Linked DNA regions of Homo sapiens: all the other regions are linked to region 2. Evidence: read pairs that join two places in POLR2A ChIA-PET (ENCODE). Cell type or tissue: HepG2. All regions are shown on one strand. Each heading gives the region's core, and the rest is flanking DNA. Links, peaks and the distances in the headings are about the cores only. Region 1 has its middle 14 kb from the start of TOPBP1. Region 2 holds the start of TF (transferrin). Region 3 has its middle 19 kb from the start of TOPBP1. Region 4 has its middle 8.8 kb from the start of TOPBP1.

Evidence for each region. Peaks named below come from ENCODE experiments on the same cell type or tissue, not always from the same donor. Only the 100,000 strongest peaks of a DNase experiment are listed, where the experiment ranks them.
Region 1: POLR2A ChIA-PET joins it to region 2 with 15 read pairs; 5 of 35 experiments call an interaction of 5 or more read pairs at or near these places.
Region 3: POLR2A ChIA-PET joins it to region 2 with 10 read pairs; 5 of 35 experiments call an interaction of 5 or more read pairs at or near these places.
Region 4: POLR2A ChIA-PET joins it to region 2 with 42 read pairs; 5 of 35 experiments call an interaction of 5 or more read pairs at or near these places.

Annotation. Positions count from the first base shown.
Region 1 is chr3:133,673,676-133,678,439 of GRCh38, forward strand. It overlaps a transcript of TF not described here. Among named protein-coding and RNA genes, the nearest start is that of TOPBP1, 14 kb to the left of the region's middle. RefSeq lists an enhancer at 934-1,464. In HepG2, for the core only: no CTCF peak of the experiment used is centred there; a DNase peak (open chromatin) is centred at 2,176; H3K4me3 peaks cover 810 bases.
Region 2 is chr3:133,744,147-133,749,319 of GRCh38, forward strand. TF (transferrin) reads left to right here and starts at 2,247. Exons shown (of 17, transcript NM_001063.4): 1 at 2,247-2,337; 2 at 4,266-4,438. The coding sequence starts at 2,295. In HepG2, for the core only: a CTCF peak has its summit at 4,038 (motif pointing right); DNase peaks (open chromatin) are centred at 2,085 and 4,075; H3K4me3 peaks cover 3,283 bases; H3K27me3 peaks cover 310 bases.
Region 3 is chr3:133,678,750-133,683,922 of GRCh38, forward strand. It overlaps a transcript of TF not described here. Among named protein-coding and RNA genes, the nearest start is that of TOPBP1, 19 kb to the left of the region's middle. In HepG2, for the core only: no CTCF peak of the experiment used is centred there; no DNase peak of the experiment used is centred there.
Region 4 is chr3:133,668,147-133,673,319 of GRCh38, forward strand. It overlaps a transcript of TF not described here. Among named protein-coding and RNA genes, the nearest start is that of TOPBP1, 8.8 kb to the left of the region's middle. RefSeq lists an enhancer at 2,357-2,501 and a cis regulatory region at 2,423-2,436. In HepG2, for the core only: no CTCF peak of the experiment used is centred there; DNase peaks (open chromatin) are centred at 2,015 and 2,515; H3K4me3 peaks cover 379 bases.

The sequences.
Region 1 (4,764 bases), core at 344-4,343, 71 kb before region 2:
AGATAATGGGTACCTTTGTGGGAGGGGGTTGTGCCAGCTTTGTTTGTTAACGTTTTGTTTCTTGATGTGGGTGCTGGTTATGTGGGTGTGTTCATTTGATGATAATTAAGCCGTACATTTATTTAGAACATGTGACGTTCTATGCATATTTATTATACTTTAATTAAAAGTTCTTAAAATTGTATTTAAATTCAGATTTTCCCCAGGCAGAAGTCACAGACCTGAGCAGGATCGGGCTGCAGGGGCGAGGAGAGGCCGCCCTCTCTGGGTTCAGCGCTTCACCTGACCTTGGCCTCCCGGAGCAGAGGGCTGCTGGGGACAGTGTCATTTGGGTAGAGTTTCCGAGAGGACCCAGGAGTGGTCCATTCTCTCGATGGAGACCCATTTGGGAGGAAGAATCTGAGAATCCTTGAGAATTGTGTTCAAAACGTTGGGTATATGAGAGCGCGTGCTTTCCAGGGGAAGAGCCCACGGTTTTCACCCTATGGACAGCCCCCGAATCCCTAAGCTTTTGTATTTTTGAGACGTTTAGGAGCTGCTGGGCTAGATGAGGGTCCAGGGGTCAGAAACCTGCGTATAGCAACTCACCTGGGAACCCCCGCGGATCTCTCTCTGGGTTGTAAAGCGGCCAGACTAGTGCGCTCCGAAGCTGCTCAGGCTCCGGGGTGCTGCCCCCTTCCCCGAAGTGCAGCCTTGCAGACCCCGGGGCTGGGAAGGGGGCGGGAGAGAGGCTTGCATCTTGCAGCCCTCCGGTCCCACGGAGGGCACAAGCTGCTCGCTGGCTGCCCCAAGGGAGGAGTGCGAGGAGTGGCGAGGGCTATCAGCCCTGGTGGGCGAACCTTTCCCAAGAGGCGCTGCTTGCTCCGGCGGGGTAAAGCCGGACGAGGCGCGAGAGTGGGGTGGGTGACGCGCGCCAGCCACGGAGAATGAGGCTCGCTATCTGCGCCCTGCTGTGCGCCGGGGCCCTGAGTAAGTGAGCGCTGGGAGTCGAGGTGGGGGCCGGCGCTGCAAGGTGCTCCGGGGAGGCACTGGGTGCAAGCAGCGGGTCGGTCACAGCGGGACCCTGCGCGACAACCGGACAGTCAGCGGGCCTGCGGGGCTGCGATGCACCCCTGAAAGTGCTTTCTCCACGCCGGCGCACCTGACACTTAGGTCCTCGCAGAAACCCCATTGACTAGGGAGAGGATTGCAGACTATGACTAGCTGGCCAAATCCTGTCTGCGGCTTGATGTTGTATACACCCAGATGAGAGAATGCTTTTCACATCTTTAAATGGTTGAAAGGGAAAGGCCAGACGCGGTGGCTCAGGTCTGTAATCCCGACACTTTGGGAGGCCGAGGCGGTGTATCACCTGATGTCAGGAGTTCCACACCAGCCTGGCCAACATGATGAAACCCCGTCTCTACTAAAAATACAAAAATTAGCCGGGTGTGGTGGCGGGAGACTGTAGTCCCAGCTACTCCGGAGGCTGAGGCATGAGAATCTCTTGAACCCAGGAGAGGGAGGTTGCAGTGAGCCGAGATCACGCCACTGCATTCCAGCCTGGCCGACAGAGTGAGACTCTGTCAAAAAAAAAAAAAAAAAAAAAAAAGATTGAGGGGGAAATCAAAAGAGCAATATATGTGACATGAAAATTATATAAAATTCAAATTTCAGTGTCCATAAATAAAATTTTATTAGAATGCAATCATGATCATTCGGTTAAATATTGTCTATATGACAGCTTTCAGGCTTGTCCAAGTCAAATATCCCTAAGTTTAAAACATTTTATTTGGGAAGCAAGAATTGAAATTCTGAGCATACACACAGACTGGGTGGTCTTCTATATGTCCAAAGGACAAAGAGAAGATTGGAGGTTTCATAGAAAGGAGAAATGTTCTTCTAGAAAGTTCATTGGCAAAAGTAAAATTTTGGGGAACTGGCAGATCCTGACTAGTGAGGGACTATAACAGGTAAAATTAGCCTTCGAGTCACAGCAGGTTTCAGCAGCTGTTAACTACACCTGGTCTCAGTTTACAACAGGCAGTTTCAGCAGCCAGGCTTGCGAAGAATTTCACATGTGGAGCAGTGCTATGTGCCCTGAGTGCTTTTTTGCCCCTGACTTCTCACTGTGTTTTAGTTGGGTATGACAAAAATAACCCACTTCTGTATGATCAACTTTCACAGGCTTCAAGGTCAGAGTTGAGGAGTTGCCACAGAGACTAAAGTATTTACTCTTTAGCCCGTGACAGAATAAGTTCATGACCCCTGAACTAGAGGCTGTTGATCTCGTTTACAGTGAAAGAAATGGGGTTAGAGGAGAGAAGGGATTTTTTCCCCCTGGGGCTTAAGGGTTATTATTAAGTGAGGGGGAGGAGCAGGCAGGACACATGTCAGGTGTGCCTAACATCTAACCAGAAGGGTTTTTCTCGCCTCAAACTGGACAGTGCTTCCAGTACTTTTACCATACAACAGAGAGGTAGAGAGATATAGGGGAAAAAACTATCACCATAGAATGAGATCCACCTGTCACTCACTGCTGTGTGACTCTGAGCTCTCCCTTGACATCTCTGAGCTGGTTTCATTCACTAATAATTGCGTTTTCACAACAAACACAATTGCTGTGAAAATGAGATACTGTATCTAGTGGCATGCAGAGCTCTAGGCACAGGTGAGTTACACCGGTAAAAATCTGCACATAAATGCAAGGGGCCCCTTCCTGTTTTGCGAGGGTGGGCTCCTCCAGGGCTCTTGGCGGGGTGATTTGAGGAAGGGAGTGATGCGAAGTCAATGAACTCATGCATGTGAAGAGCCCTCCCTGGCTCAGCAACTGTTGGTTCTGTCCAGCCCTGGTTCTGTCACGTCTGAGGCTGTTGTAAATAATTTCTGGGGTAGGGTATCTTATGTGGGGTGAGGGGTGAAGGGCAGAGCAAGAGGAAGGCAGGAAGGGAAGGGGATGCTGTGGTGGCCCCTCCCTGGCTCAGCACGGCCACGTGGGGCCACACAGGGAGCTCTGCTGGGGCTAGGGAAGGCTGGAAGGCAGAGCACAGTTGTAGTTGAACTGCAGTCACAAGGAAACCCAGAGTGCAGCCCCGCTGGGATCGTTCCTAAATTCTTCTTGAGTAGGGCTTCTGCTATTCTTCCTCTGTCTCTCGTCCTGGCAATGTCAGGCTCTGACCAAAAGTTCATTTACCCAATTCACCCTGTGTTTATAAACCAGAGACAAGAGCTGCCCATTTCAGCCTCCTCATTCATCTTCCCTCCTTCTTGGCTGCTGGACCAGGCCAGAGTCTGGGATACGCTTTCTTCAAAGCTCAGTGTTCTAGTCAAACAAGAACTATTCTGGTGGCAAATGACAGAAAATGCAAAGTAGCTTGAATAAAAAAGACCAAAGGGAAGGGGGCAGTTATTGGTATGCCCTGTAAGAGCCAGGAGCCAAGGGCTCAGACAGCCTGTACCTCCACCTTGGCCTCCACCTCCTTTCTCAGCTTCTTGCCCTTGCTTAAGAACTTTCTCTATTCGGTGAGCATCAGCAGCTTTCCCGTTTCAGGATCAGTCTGAAATATTCACAGTGGGCTCTGATTACCTCTGCTTTAAATTGTCATATGGCCAGTGCTTTTAGTGAGTGACCTAGTCTAGGTTACTTGACTCTGGCTTAGCTTGCTTGCCCACACTTTCTCTTTCTTTTAAAAATCATTTATTGGCCGGGCACGGTGGCTCACGCCTGCAATCCTCGCACTTTGGGAAGCCGAGGTGGGTGGATCACGAGGTCAGGAGTTCAAGACCAGCCTGGCCAAGATGGTGAAACCGTGTCTCTACTAAAAATACAAAAATTAGTCAGGCGTGGTGGTGGGCGCCTGCGATCCCAGCTACTCGGGAGGCTGAGGCAGGAGAATCGCTTGAACCCGGGAGGCGGAGGTTTCAGTTGAGTCAAGATTGCGCCACTGCACTCCAGCCTGGGCAACAGAGCAAGACTCTGTCTCAAAAACAAAAAACAATAAACAAAACACAACAACAAAAATCATTTCTTTTTTTTTCTTTTTTATAGAGACAGGATCTGTCTCTGTCACCTAGGCTGGAGTGCAGTGGTGTGATCATAGCTCACTGCAACCCCAAACACCTAGGCTCAAGCGATCCTCCTATCTCACCCTCCTCAGTAGCTGGGACTACAGGTGTGCATCACCATGCCCAGCTAATTTAAAAAAAAAATTTTTTTATTATAATACTTTAAGTTCTGGGATACAAGTGCGGAACATGCAGGTTTGTTACATAGGTATACACATGCCATGGTGGTTTGCTGCACCCATCAACCCGTCATCTACATTAGGTTTTTCTCCTAATGCTATCCCTCCCCTAGTCTCCCACCTCCCAACAGGCTCCGGTGTGTGCTCTTCCCCTCCCTGTGTCCATGCATTCTCATTGTTCAACTCCCATTTATGAGTGAGAACATGTGGTATTTGGTTTTCTGTTCCTGTGTTATTTTGCTGAGAATGATGGTTTCCAGCTTCATCTATGTCCCTGCAAAGAACATGAACTCATCCTTTTTTATGGGTGCATAGTATTCCATGGTATATATGTGCCACATTTTCTTAATCCAGTCTATCATTGATGGGCATTTGGGTTGGTTCCTAGTCTTTGCTCTTGTGAATAGTGCTGCAATAAATATACGTGTGCATGTGTCTTTATAGTAGAATGATTTACATTCCTTTGGGTATATACCCAGTAATGGGATTGCTGAGTCAAATGGTATTTCTGGTTCTAGAACCTTGAGGAATCACCACACTG
Region 2 (5,173 bases), core at 548-4,547:
TCTGGAGAGGACTCAGCCTGGCCAGTAGGTAGTTGCTCCCTGCTGAGGGGCTCTGGCTAGGCTATGGGCCTGTGGCTGGAGGACTGGCCTCAGCGGGGCTTAGTCTACGAATGTAGATGGGCTCCAGAAAAGGAGAATCACTGACCATCTTCTTTCCATGCCCTGCGTTGAGCTTCCCTGAGTTTGTGGCATGGGCTCAACCTTTCGTAACTGCACTTCCTGCTCTCTGGCAGACCCTGCAAGCTTACTACAGGGCCTGTCCATGCATCAGCTGTATGTGTGCATGCTGCTCTGCTGGGTGCCTTCCAGTTAGCCTTGCCCCTGACTTTTCCTGCTCATCTCACATCCTTACCTCAAGGTCTCCAAATGAATCCAGACCACTGCCTAGAGCCTGCTGCAGGGGCAGTAGGAATATGGCCCTCATGCTAACAGTCTTCTTTCCCTATGGCTCAAGCACAAGGGGCCCGTGGACGGGCAAGGGGGGAGTAAGACAGGGCAGCAGTGGTCACTCTCCCTCGCTGGTGAGGCTGATGTGTTGGGAAAGCCAGACTTGACTTCTGTCCTCACTGTAAACAGAAAGCTTCTGTAGTGGACTCTAAAGTGGGAGGTATGTAACCCCTTTGCATATGAGATAATCTTTTGGAGTGTGGGAGAACATAATCTAACTTCCAGTTATATTTATTGTTATTGCAAAAGATTAACAAATTATCATTCATTCATATTGAATGTGTGAATTGGCCCTATCTCCCACCTGAGTCTGCAGTCATGACAGATGGAGCCTTTCAGGTGTCCTAAGGGAAGATGGGGTTCACCTCACAATGCTAAAGGTGAAAAGGGGAGTGCCGACCCTGCCCTTTGTTTTGGCATTTTTATTTCCATACTTTGTGGTTTGTATGTGCCCAGTTAAACGGATGTACAGATTAGATAATCTGGCTTTAACTCCAACCTTCACGAGATGCACACATGCCTTAAAAAGATTCTTACAAAGAAACTAGAATTAGGAGACAATTCTGACAACACAAAAACAAGTGAACAAAAATCAAATGACTGACCTGACGTGTCCACTAGGCTTGATATGAGCTTGGTCAACTAAAACATGAGACAGAATGAATGACCATCTGGTCAGGTTGGATAAGAAGTAACTTTTGGCAAAATCTCTGAAGTCTGGATTTACACTTCGTGGAAGGAATCTTGACCTTTCCCCAAGTATATTATGCCTTGAGATAATAATCCTGTATAAGGCCGCATAAGCAAAACGACATTTGAAAATGAGTTTCATCTTTAGCTCATCCTTTTACAAATTTCTATTCCTTGTGCATGATTGAAGTGTACACATTTTTTAGTTAAAATATAAGCATATAGAAGGCACAAGTTCAATATTTTTCATGATAAGGATGTGTAATTAAACTGGTTAGGAGACTCATCGACTAGAGGGGGACATGGTGGCCCCAGGCTGTAAGAACAGGCCACACCGTCCACTGGGCCGCTTGCTTTGTGCTAAGATGACACTTTGTTCTGAGCCTCACAGTGTCTTGACCATGTTCCTGGAACCTTCTTGTTGGAGGGAGTTCATCTTCCCCTATGACTCTGTCCCTAGTCTAAGGTGTCCCACAGGAAGCTTGAGGGCGGGAAGTTTTCCAGCCCAGGAGCCTGAGCTCAGCGGGGCAGGAAGAGGGAGCAGCTCCTCCGTGGGGGACCTTTGAGAGCCCAGGAGCAGGATTTCGAGGGACACCTGGTGGGGAGCAAAAGGTGCTGAGTCTGTCTTTGACCTTGAGCCCAGCTTGTTTCTCCTGCATCCTCCCCCAAAAGGGGCTTTGCCTGTCATTCTGCAGTTCTAGTGTGGGGTCTGGGCGCAGTTCTTTTCCCTCTCCAGCCTCGGAGTCTTCCTCTGTGGACTGCGCAGATAGGACTGGTGGCACGGACCAGCTCTGCAGCCCTGGAGTCAGGAGCAGAGCCCCCCGGCTCCCAGCCCGCCGTAGCCGCTCCTGGCACCGAGCGAGCCGCGATGACAATGGCTGCATTGTGCTTCATGTCCCTTCCCATCAACATTTCTGTGCTGGACTCCTTCCACTCGCGGGTCGTCTCCAGAGCTCAGAAAATGAGGTGATCAGTGGGACGAGTAAGGAAGGGGGGTTGGGAGAGGGGCGATTGGGCAACCCGGCTGCACAAACACGGGAGGTCAAAGATTGCGCCCAGCCCGCCCAGGCCGGGAATGGAATAAAGGGACGCGGGGCGCCGGAGGCTGCACAGAAGCGAGTCCGACTGTGCTCGCTGCTCAGCGCCGCACCCGGAAGATGAGGCTCGCCGTGGGAGCCCTGCTGGTCTGCGCCGTCCTGGGTGAGTGCGGGCACGGGGTAGCACCGCAGAGTCGCTGGCCCGCGCGTTCCCTGCAACCCGGGCGGCCACCGCGCAGCCTGCATGCACTCCGCGCTCAGGCTGGAAGCCTGGGTGTCTGGGTGCCTTTCCATTGCCTCTCTACGCCCCACCCCTGGCCTTTGCTTGGGCTTCTAGACACCTTTCACTGCACTCACTGTCTTCTCCCCCTCCTCCTCTTTGTCCAGTAAATCTTGCAGCAGTGAAATACAATAAATCAGAGCACGTCTAACCAGGTTATCAAAACCCTTTGCTGCTGCCTCTTGTCAAGTCCGAACTCCTTAGCATGGCATTCAAGGCCTCCCGGGTCTGACCATTCCCCTTTCAGAGGCTGATGTCCCCTGGGTGCCCTGGGAGCTGTAGATGTCCTGCCAAGGAAGCGGTGCCATCGAGCGGTCAGAGCATGGGGTTTGAAGCCAGACTTCTTGGATCCAAGTCCTGGCCGGCTCCTCACCAGGGAGGGGGTCATCACAGCACTTGCCTGGGAGGGTCAAATGAGGGTCAGCGAGGTGGCAGATGCTGAGTACCAGTGGCAGATGTTGCACACATCCTGCTATGGGGCAGTGGCTGACGCCACACTCCCCGACCTCCTGAGGTGGGGCCCCCTTCATACTCTAACTTCTGCCTGCCATTCATGGGGCATTTGTCACACTGTTGGGGCTTCCACGTTTAGTTTTCTCTCCCCATAAGCTAGCAATTCCTTGAGAGAGGACCCCACGTTACTTGCCTTTATCCCCGCACAGAGCACTTCACAGGCTGTGCAAGGTAATGCTCCACTGAGGACACATTCTCGCCTATGGGAACTCTGGAGGCAGGGCTTTGTGGAGGGGCTGCCACAGGCTTATGTTGCCTCCTAGGATTTCCCATGGGCCAAGAGGGAAAATGGGGGTCGCTGGGGTGGCCATCCCTGGTGGCCCCTCCTCATGCATCCTGGAGAGCTGTGGGCCTCCTCTCCACAGGCTTTGTGGATCTTCTTCAGAGCCAGTGAGTCAGCCTTGCTGTGGTGGCCCACAAGGAGTGGAGATGACAGAGGGCCTTGGGGACAGGGCAAAAGCTCATGTGATAGGGATGCTGTCTCTGCAACCACATGGATTTTAATAGTTACCCATGGCTGGCTTCAGCTTTTTTTGTGAATGGCAGCCAAAAAGTGTGGTGAAAATGGAGGGATAGTTCAGTGGAGACAGAGGGGAGACTGTTGAATTTGTGGAGTTTTTAGTTCTTCCTAAACAGAGAGCAACAGACAAGAGTTACAGACAAATTAATTCTTTTCGTTAATTTACCCTCAACTACTGGCCAAGAAGGGGTGTAACTCAGAATGTTTTCTTCTTTTGTGCCCTGAGTAGCAGACCCAGAGTCTGGAGACCCAGATTCTAGGCCTGGCTTGGCCAACGACAAGCAGGGTGACCTTGGGTTAAAAAAAAAAAAAGGCATCATTCTCTGAGTCTCACTCCCTCTTCTCAAAAAGATGGCAATTCCTCCCCCGCTGGTTTTCCATAGTTGAGGTAGCAAGCCAATGTGTTGGGGTAGCTGAAAACGCCCTGTGCATACTGAGGCTTATGTTCCATGGGGGGCCAGGGGCCAGGACAGTGATGGGAGGAGACAAGGCGGATACAGAGGAGCAGATTGTCATCTCCAGCTGGGAGGTGATGGCCATGCCTGCACCCCTCTGGCCAGCAGAGGGTGGTCAGTAGGAAACTGGGAGGCCATTAGGGCAACCTTCTATTGGCTCAGACTCAGAATGCAGTAGAACTTGTGCCCTGTAGTGTTCATGGACAGGAGTGAGAGGAGGACAGGACTGAGGGGATGTGGCTGTCAAGGCCTTTCTAGGGGCGATGCTGTCTCTCCCTCAGCATAGGGAGTGGGCCCTTCCACCTCTGGCCTCTCTCCCCCAGGGCTGTGTCTGGCTGTCCCTGATAAAACTGTGAGATGGTGTGCAGTGTCGGAGCATGAGGCCACTAAGTGCCAGAGTTTCCGCGACCATATGAAAAGCGTCATTCCATCCGATGGTCCCAGTGTTGCTTGTGTGAAGAAAGCCTCCTACCTTGATTGCATCAGGGCCATTGCGGTAAGTCGCTGCTGCCTAAAAGAGAGTGGAAGAAAGCCATACTTTCTCTGTTTCCAGTCACTTTGGAACAATTCTTTACTCACAGGTAGGAGGCTGATATATGGGGCAGTCAACCTTGACTTACTAAAATCACTTCAAAAGTGGAAATGGGGAGGTTTTCTTTAATGTGTCTGGAAAGCAAAAGTCAAAAAGCACATTAACTTTTGCTTTCCAGACACAGTAGACGCAAGGGTGACTGTTTTGAGACCCTAGGTTCTCTGAACTTGGCGAAAATATAAGAATGCCTGCTATCAGGCTGGGCGCGGTGGCTCATGCCTGAAATCCTAGCACTTTGGGAGGCTGAGGCAGGTGGATCACCTGAGGTCAGGAGTTCGAGACCAGCCTGGCCAACATGGCGAAACCCCATCTCTACTAAAAAATATAAAAATTAGCTGGGCATGGTGGTGCATGCCTGTAATCCCAGCTACTTGGGAGGCTGAGGCAGGAGAATCACTTGAACCGGGGAGGCAGAGGTTGCAGTGAGCCAAGATCCTGCCACTGCACTCCAGCCTAGGTGACAGAGTGAGGCTCCATCTCAAAATAAATAAATAAATAAGAATGCCCACTATCAAAATTATTATATAACCTTCTTTGGCAGCTTTTGATACACAACTGGGAAGATGAGTGATGCATGCAGGGGGAAGAGTAAAGTGTCCTGATTGCAGGTGACAGCTGATCTTTTTGTTCTTAGGTCTA
Region 3 (5,173 bases), core at 302-4,301, 66 kb before region 2:
CTGGATATTAGCCCTTTGTCAGATGGATAGGTTGCAAAAATTTTCTCCTATTCTGTAGGTTGCCTGTTCACTCTGATGATAGTTTCCTTTGGCCCAGCTATTTTTTGTTTTGTTTTGTTTTGTTTTGTTTTGTTTTGTTTTGAGATGAAATCTCACTCTGTTACCCAGGCTGGAGTGCAGTGACATGATCTTGGCTCACTGCAACCTCCACCTCCCGGGTTCAAGCGATTCTCCTGCTTCAGCCTCCTGAGTAGCTGGGATTACAGGTGGGCACCACCACACCTGGCTAATTTTTGTGTTTTTAGTAGAGATGGGGTTTCACCATGTTGGTCAGGCTGGTCTCGATCTCCTGACCTCATGATCCACCCGCCTCAGCCTCCCAAAGTGTTGGGATTACAGACATGAGCCACCACACCCGGCCAGCCCAGCTAACTTTTAATTTTTTAAATTTTTATAGAGATGGAGTCTCACCATCTTGCCCAGGCTAGTCTCAAACTCCTGGGCTGAAGTGATTCTTCTGCCTCAGCCTCCCAAAGTGTTGGGATTATAGGTGGTAGCCACTGCACCTGGCCTTTAAGTCATTTTTATTGATGTATGATTTACCTGTAGTATAATACTATGCACTCAGTTAAAGTATACATATAGTTCAGTGAATCTTCGCAAATATAACTATCCACGTAATTATCACCAAGATAAATGACATTTTCATCACCCGCAAAATGCCCCCAGTCATTCCTACTTTCTGCCACTATAGATAAGTTTCGTCTTTTCTAGGATTTCACCTAAGTGGAATCATACAGTATATTGTGCTTTGTTTGGCTTTTTTTTTTTTTTTTTTTTTTTTACTCAGCATAATTGTATTGAGATTCATCCATGTTCTTGTGTGTAGCATGCTTCATTGCTTTTTATTATTGGGTAGTACTCTATTGAATGGCTTTACCACAGCTTATTCACCCATTCACTTGTTGATGGATGTTTAGATTGTCTCCCATTTGGGGCTATTATGAATAAAGCTGCATGAACATTAGTGGACAAGTCTTTGGGAGGACATGTATTTTCATTTCTTTTGGTTAAATATCTAGAATTACTGGGTCATACTGGTAAGTGTATGTTCAACTTGACTTTGAGTAGTTGTGCCATTTTACATTCCCACCAGCAGCATATAAGAATTTCAGCTGCACCATGTCCTGCCAGTGCTTGGTGGTGTCAGTCTTTTCACAGTTAGCCATTCTAATAGGTATGCATTCTAATAGGTATGTAGTGAAATCAATCTCTATGTGATTTTAATTACATTTCTCTGGGGACTCATGATGTGAGGATCTTTCATGTTCTTATTGGCCATTCCTGTATCCATATATAGTCTTTTATGATGTTTCTATGTGAAATTTTTCTCCATTTTTTTTAAATGATGGGAGGCTTCCTGGCTTTTACTCACACTTTTTTTTCTTTTTCTTTTTTTTCTTTCTTTTTTGGAGTTATAGGTTCTCCCTCTGTTGCCCAGGCTGGAGAGCAGTGGCACAATCATGGCTCACTGCAGTCTCGACCTCCTGGACTCAAGAGATCCTCCCACCTCAGCCTCCTGAGTAGTTGGAACTACAGGCACATGCCACCACACCTAACTAATTTTGTATTTTTTGTAGAGACAAGTCTCACTATGTTGCCCAGGCTGGTCTCAGACTCCCTGGGCTCAAACAATCCTTCAGCCTCAACCTCCCTAGCAGCTGGGATTGTAGGCACACAGTATGGCATCCAGCTACTCTCCACCTTTTATTTCTTTTCTTTTCTTTTTTTTTTTTTGACATAAGTACAGTGGTGACTGAAAATGCTGACTTCTAAAAAAGGCCTTATCTTGACATTCCACACAAAGGCACATGGCCTGCATAATTCTACTCCCTTGGTTGTGCTTCTTACCCTGTCTTGCTACTACTGAAGATGTTTTCAAGTAAATTTGAAGGGCTCTATTTGTCCCTTTCATCACTGGCATGGGATTCTGTGTAAGGTAATTTGGCATCTTCTGTACTATTTCTTTTAATATTTCCTACCTATAGACAGTTAAAAGGCAGTATAGGTTTCGGAGTCAAACAGACCCAGATGGTTCAAATATTAAGCTGAACTCCAGTTATTTAATTCCCTGACAGTTTTTTTAAAAAATCTCATCTCTAAAACAGGGTATGATAATAACTGTGAAAATTAGAGGAAAGAAACGTGCTTGGCACACTGCCTGACATATGGGGGCTCAGCCAAAAATGGTAGCTGTTATTATTGTAAACTTCACCTTCTAGAGTTCATTTAAATAACGTTTTGCCTAAATACTACAGATTTGTAAACAGCATTTTGCCTTTCTAGTGCTCTCTACACTAATTATTGCAGCTTCCAATGCCAGTGAACTAAAGTCACTGATTTTAATGCCCCCACAATTAGTACCATGTAAGCTTTGAGTCACCGAAGTTAAGATACTGACTAGGATCTGAGGTTCCAAGATGGCCAAATAGGAACAGCTCCAGTCTACAGCTCCCAGCGTGAGCTACGCAGAAGACAGGTGATTTCTGCATTTCCAACTGAGGTACCAGGTTCATCTCACTGGGTCTTGTTGGACAGTGGGTGCAGGACAGTCGGTGCAGCCCACGGAGCATGACCCGAAGCAGGGTGAGACATCACCTCACCTGGGAAGTGCAAGGGGTTGGGGAATTCCTTTTCCTAGCCAAGGGAAGCCGTGACAGACGGCACCTGGAAAATCGGGTCACTCCCACCCTAATACTGAGCTTTTCCAAAGGTCTTAGCAAACGGCACACCAGGAGATTATATCCCACACATGGCTCAGAGGGTCCTACACCCATGGAGCCTCGCTCATTGCTAGCACAACAGTCTGAGATTGAACTGCAAGGCAGCAGTGAGGCTGGGGGAGGGGCGCCCCTCATTGCTGAGGCTTGAGTAGGTAAACAAAGTGGCCCAGAAGCTCGAACTGGGTGAAGCCCACTGCAGCTCAAGGAGGCCTGCCTGCCTCTGTAGACTCCACCTCTGGGGGCAGGGCACAGCTGAACAAAAGACAAAAGAAACTTCTGCAGACTTAAACATCCCTGTCTGACAGCTTTGAAGAGAGTAGTGGTTCTCCCAGCATGGAGTTTGAGATCTGAGAATGGACAGACTGCCTCCTCAAGTGGGTCCCTGACCCCCGAGTAGCCTAACTGGGAGGCACCTCCCAGTAGGGGCTGACTGACACCTCATATGGCCAGGTGCCCATCTGAGACGAAGCTTCCAGAGGAATGATCAGGCAGCAACATTTGCCGTTCTGCAATATTTGCTGTTCTGCAGGCTCCATTGGTGATACCCAGGCAAACAGGGTCTGGAGTGGACCTCCAGCAAACTCCAATGGACCTGCAGCTGAGGGTCCTGACTGTTAGAAGGAAAATTACCAAACAGAAAAGACATCAACACCAAAACCCCATCTGTACGTCACCATCATCAAAGACCAAAGGTAGATAAAACCACAAAGATGGAGAGAAACCAGAGCAGAAAAGCTGAAAATTCTAAAAATCAGAGCACCCTTTCTCCTCCAAAGGAATGCAGCTCCCCACCAGCAACGGAATAAAGCTGGACAGAGAATGACTTTGACGAGTTGAGAGAAGAAGGCTTCAGACAATCGGTAATAATAAACTTCTCCGAGCTAAAGAAGGATGTTCAAACCCATTGCAAAGAAGCTAAAAACCTTGAAAAAAGGTTAGATGAATGGCTAACTAGAATAAACAGCATAGAGAAGACCTTAAATGACCTGATGGAGCTGAAAACCATGGCACGAGAACTACGTGACGCATGCACAAGCTTCAGTAGCCAATTCGATCAAGTGGAAGAAAGAGTATCAGTGATTGAAGATCAAATGAATGAAATGAAGTGAGAACAGAAGTTTAGAGAAAAAAGAGTAAAAAGAAACGAACAAAGCCTCCAAGAAATATGGGACTATGTGAAAAGACAAAATCTACGTCTGATTGGTGTACCTGAAAGTGACGGGGAGTGGAACCAAGTTGGAAAACACTCTTCAGGATATTATTCAGGAGAACTTCCCCAACCTAGCAAGGCAGGCCAACATTCAAATTCAGGAAATACAGAGAATGCCACAAAGATACTCCTCAAGAAAAGCATCTCCAAGACACATAATTGTCAGATTCAAGTTGAAATGAGGGAAAAAATGTTGAGGGCAGCCAGAGAGAAAGGTTGGGTTACCCACAAAGGGAAGCTCATCAGGCTAACAGCTGATCTCGCGGCAGAAACTCTACAAGCCAAAAGAGAGTGGGGGCCAATATTCAACATTTTTAAAGAAAAGAATTTTCAACCCAGAATTTCATATCCAGCCAAACTAAGGTTCCTAAGTGAAGGAGAAATAAAATCCTTTACAGACAAGCAAATGCTGAGAGCTTTTGTCAACATCAGGCCTGCCTTACAAGAGCTCCTGAAGGAAGCACTAAACATGGAAAGGAAAAACCGGTACCAGCCACTGCAAAAACATGCCAAATTGTAAAGACCATCAAAGCTAGGAAGAAACTGCATCAACTAACGAGCAAAATAACCAGCTAACATCATAATGACAGGATCAAATTCACACATAACAATATGAACCTTAAATGTAAATGGGCTAAATGCTCCAATTAAAAGACACAGACTGGCAAATTGGATGAGTCAAGACCCATCAGTGTGCTGTATTCAGAAGACCCATCTCACATGCAGAGACACACATAGGCTTAAAATAAAGGGCTGGAGGAAGATCTACCAAGCAAATGGGAAACAAAAAAAAAGCAGTGGTTGCAATCCTAGTCTCTGATAAAACAGACTTTAAACCAACAAAGATCAGAAGAGACAAAGAAGGCCGTTACATAATGGTAAAGGGATCAATTTAACAAGAAGAGCTAACTATCCTAAATATATACACACCCAATACAGGAGCACCCAGATTCGTAAAGCAAATCCTTAGAGACCTACAAAGAGACTTAGACTCCCACACAATAATAATGGGAGACTTTAACACCCCCCTGTCAACATTAGACAGATCAACGAGACAGAAAGTTAACAAGGATATCCAGGACTTGAACTCAGCTCTGCACCAAGCAGACCTAATAGACATCTACAGAACTCTCCACCCCAAATCAACAGAATATACATTCTTCTCAGCACCACATCGCTC
Region 4 (5,173 bases), core at 795-4,794, 76 kb before region 2:
ACTGGAACCAAATAGATCTGAAGGTTACGAACATTTTGAGATAATTGCTTTCTGAACCCAACCAGAAACCTGGAGTATTCAGACTTTGATTTAATCCTCAAATTTTCGCAGCACAAGTAGGTGGAAAGTCATACAGCCCCAAGGAGCACAAACTCCTCAGTATTCAGATATGGATAGAGAGGGTAATAGAAAATGAAGATCCTCCCAGAAGGAGGTACCAGGGATCCTGGAGAGCAACGAGCAAAGGAGCTCCTGTCACAGAACAGAATCTGATCTAATCAGAACCCCCAATCGAGAGCCTCCTAGTGCCTGCCCAACTTCAAAATTGATACTGACCAATGATGGCTATGGGTCTCCACTCCTCCCTTTTCTGAAAGGGAGTTTTATTGTTGTTATTCTGTTTGTGCCTCCCCATTCCCCAGTGTGTAGCAGATGTGTGCTTGGGCAGGGAGGGAAAAAAACATGTCTGGATTCTGGCAGAGACCATGTAGAAACCCTTAGTGTCCCACCCATACCCCCTCACCCTTAGCACTCATGCACATTAGGAAACTTCCAGCTGCCAGCATCTGTGTTCATTGCATGAAGGCATTCTCTGGCACCAGGAATCTGCTCTGCCACCTGCACAGTAGGCCAGAGGGCTAGAGGATTTATGACCTATAGGGAAAAAAACCCCTTAAATGATGGCTGACAGGAGTTGGTGCACAAAAACCCTTGTTTGCATGTCCCGTGGATGGGACATCCACTCTGACTCTCATAGTTTCCTCAGGGGAATTAAGTCCCAGTGTCCACAGTGGCATCTGACTTGTTAACACATTCTTTGGATGCCTTTCTCCCTGTCTCACATCTCTATTTTCTTTTTTCTTTTTTTTTCTGAGACGGAGTTTTGCTCTGTTGTCCAGGGTGGAGTGCAATGGCGCGATCTCAGTTCACTGCAACCTCCGCCTCCCGGGTTCAAGCGATTTTCTTGCCTTGACCTCCCGAGTAGCTGGGATTACAGGTGCCTGCGACCACACCTGGCTAATTTTTTGTATTTTTAGTAGAGACGGGGTTTCACTATATTGGCCAGGCTGGTCTCAAACTCCTGACCTCAGGCGATCCACCCACCTAGGCCTCCCAAAGTGCTGGGATTGCAAGCATAAGCCACCGTGCCCAGCCACATCTCTACTGTCTTGCCTGTGTTTCTTTACTTGTCAAATAAAACATCTGAGAAGGCTTGTCTAAAAGTCTGTTTTCTGGGTCTGCTCAAACTAAGACAAAAGACCCCAGACATGTGCTCCCCTTTCATAGTGTTTTGCTGTTGCTGAGAAGTAGTTTCCTAGCCAGAGACTATGGTTCCCATCCTCTTTACAATTGGTGGGGTCATGGGACTGAGTTATGGCCAATAGAATATAGGTAGAAGTGATGTTTGTCACATCCGAGCTTGATCCAAGGAAATTTCTTGCACTACCTTCCACGCTCTTCCTTATTCTGTCATTTGAATATCAACACACAGAGCAATCTTGGAAGCCATGTGTTGAAAATGGCAGAACCTCTCTCAGCCTGGATCTCTGAATGACTGAATGGAGCTATGAAAGTGAACTCCCCACTCCCACCCTAACAAATCACCACGATTGCTGCCAGATGGGCTTTATGTTACTAAGAGGTCAACTCCTATTGTGTTAAACCATTAAGATTTTGGAGCTTTGCTATTATAGCAGTTAGTGCTATTTGTGAGACACTATTTTCCAACCTTATATTAGAATGTTGGGCAAGAAAATTTGATCTCTGCCCTCATAGACCCTATTTCCTTTCAAATGTATGAATAAGTGAAGGGAGAGCCAGGACAGTTAAATCCAACCAATTCTGAACTTGGAAACAGTTTAAACAAACATGGTGCCCCATGCCGTTATTACTTCAAGATGCCTTGGAAAGGGGAAAGTGTGAAATTGCTCCAGAGACAAATGTCAGAGGCCACATGAGAAACAGCATGGACTATGGAAGCAGGCTGCCTAGTTTGAATGCCAGCTTGGACACCTACTAGCTACCTGACCTTGGGCAAGTCACTGGTTAACCTTTCTGTGCTTCACTGTCTCTCTGTACAAAAAGAGGATGGCAATAGCCTTATGGGGTTACTATCATTTAACATTTGGGAAGCACTTAGTACAATGCCTGGTACACACTAATAAATCTATAAATCCCAAGTTTTCCAAAGACCATCTTTGCCGTGAAGTTTTAAAACTGTTTTCCACCATACAAGCATCTAACCTTCTGCTTTGCTATTTATGAGAGCCTGTACCAAAGCACAGAAATGACTTTAGCACTTTGGATGTCCTATCTTTGCAATATCACTTTGTCCCAGTACACACGAAGTTTTCAGAGTTTGATCTAATCTAGGGTCGGGGGCACAGTGGCTGCTATTGGATTTAGGCTGTGTTAGTTTTAGGTGAATAATTAACCTTAGAAGGAATGATCACCTCTGGACTTTATTTGGTTTTTGTCCATAGGCCTGCATAGGAGATTGCTCAACCCACTTTTGAGACATTTGTGTGCATTTATTGATCTGTTTGATTTTTTGAGCCCAATACTATAGCAGACAGTATTTTCCAACCTTGTGTTAGAATGTTGGACAAGAAAAAAGTGATCTCTGCGCTCATAGATCCTATTTCCTTTCAAATGTATGAGTAAGTGAAGGGAGAGCCAGGACAGTTAAAGATGAACCACTCGGCACATGGCCAGGGGGAATCTGGCTTTACCTGAGCAGAGGGTCACTGCTGGCTTACAGAGAAGCCAGCCGAACTGATGGCAGTCTCAGGGCTGGAAAAACAGAAGTGGAGGCAAGATCCCATTGAGAAGGGAGGAGCAGAGAACTAAGCTTGACAAAGGGCCAGTTTTCTCCTTAAGATACTTGGCACAATTTGAAGTTCCATGGAATGGGAGATAAAAAGATAATGCCACACCTTGAAGAGGCTCCAATAAATATATCAAGTATATGAGGTTCCTGTTACTACTGTAACAAAACTTAATATCTTACAGTTTTGGAGGTCAGAAGTCTGAAGTGGATCTCACTGGGCTTAAATCAAGATGTCAGCAGGGCTGAGTTCCTTTCTGGAGGCTCTGCTTCTACATTTAAAGAACCCTTGTGAGGATATTGGCCCACCTGGATAATCAAGCAATACATTTCTCAATAAACCATGAGTTGAATAAGAAATCACAATAAAATTAGAATATATTTTGAACTGAATAACCATGAAGTTATAATATATCAAGAAAAGGAATACTTATAGGCAAATTTATAGCCTTTATCACATGTAATAGAGAAGAGAGGCTGAAAAATCAGTGACCTTAACTGCCTTAAAAGAAAAAAAAAGGCAAGAGAGGCCAGGCATGGTGGCTCACAGCTGTAATCTCAGCACTTTGGGAGGCCAAGGCAGGCAGATCACTTGAGGCCAGGAGTTCGAGACTGGCCTGAACAATATGGTGAAACTCCATCTCCACTAAAAAATAAAAATAAATAAAAATTACCCGGGTGCTCTGTCTAATGCCTGTAATCCCAGCTACTCAGGAGGCTGAGCCAGGAGAATCACTTGAACCCAGGAGGCGGAGGTTACAATGAGCCGCAATCTTGCCACTTCACTCCAGCCTGGGCGATAGAGTGAGACTCTGTCAAAAGAAAAAAAAAAAAAAAGAAGAAGAAGAAAAAGGAGAAGAAGGAAAGAAAGAATAAAGAAGCTAGAGAAAGACCAAAATTCAAAGTCAACAGAGCAGAAATCAATGAAACAATAAATGAATGTACAATAGAGAAAAACAGCAAAGCCAAGGTTGATTCTCTGAAAAGATTAATGAAATAGGTAAAATCCTGGCAATACTAATCAAGGAAAGTAGTAAACATAAATCACTAATATCAGCAATGAAAATACTAAATACCATATACTAAAAATGTCAAAGGATAAGATCATGAATGATTTTATATCAATAAATTTGAAAATTAGATAAAATGGACAAATTTCTTTAACAAAAAACTTACCAATATTGAAACTTGAAGGATCATAAAATCTGGATATTTCTCTAGCTATTTAAGAAACTCAATCTGTTATCAAAAACTTTTCCACAAGTAAAACTCTAAACACAGGTGGCTTCACTGGTGAGGCCTTCCGAACATTTAAGAAAGAAAGAATGCTATTCTTACACAGTATCTTCCAGAGAATAAGAAAAGAAGTAACATATTCCAATTAATTTTATGAGCAATTAAAACCTTGCAACCAAACTTTTAGTGACATTAAGATAAAGAAACCTGCAGAATGATTTCTCTCACGAACACAAATGCAAAAAATCCTAAAAAAAAAAAAAAAAGTAATCAAGTTCAGCAATATGTAAAAAAATGTTATACGTAATAGCCAAGTGGGGTTTATTCCAGGAATGTAAGAGTAGTTCAACATTTAAAAATCAATTAAAGGAGTCCAGCGTGGTGGTGCACTGCTGTAGCCCCAGCTACTTGGGAGGCTGAGGAGGGAGGATCACTTGAGCCTAGGAGGTGGAGCCTTCACTGAACTATGATCCCACAGCTGCACTCCAGCCTGGGCAATAGAGCAGGACCCAAGCAAGAGGGAAGGGAGGGGAAGGGGAGGGAAAGGAAGGGGAGGGGAGGGAAGGGGAGGGGGACAGAAAAAGGAAAGAAGAGAGAAAGAGAAAGAAAAAGAAAGAAAAAAGAGAATAAGAGAAGTTTACCACATTAATATAAAAGAAAAGGGAATCATATGAGTATCTTAGGTGCAGAAAAAATACTTGACAAAATGCAATACCCATTCATGATTTTTAAAAAATTTAGGCAACCCAGGAAGGAAGGAAAGTTCCTTAATATGGTTAATAATATTTAAAACAAAACAAAACACCAGCAAAAATTTTGCATAATGGAGAATTATTGAAAACTTTCCCTATCACCCTTCTACTCAATTTTGTATTAATAGTTCGGCAGTAACTATTAAAGCTGAACGTACATCTACTTCATGATGTATGGGGAAACCCTGCAGTGATGCATCCCTAAGTGCACGAAAAGACATGTAGTAGAATGTAATGTGAGTTCTAGCCAGTGCAGTAAGTCAAGAGGAAAGAGATTCCTAAGGATCTGAAAGGAAAAAACAAAACTGACCTTATTCATATAAGATATAAGGATGTGCATAGGAAGGAAGCAATTCCA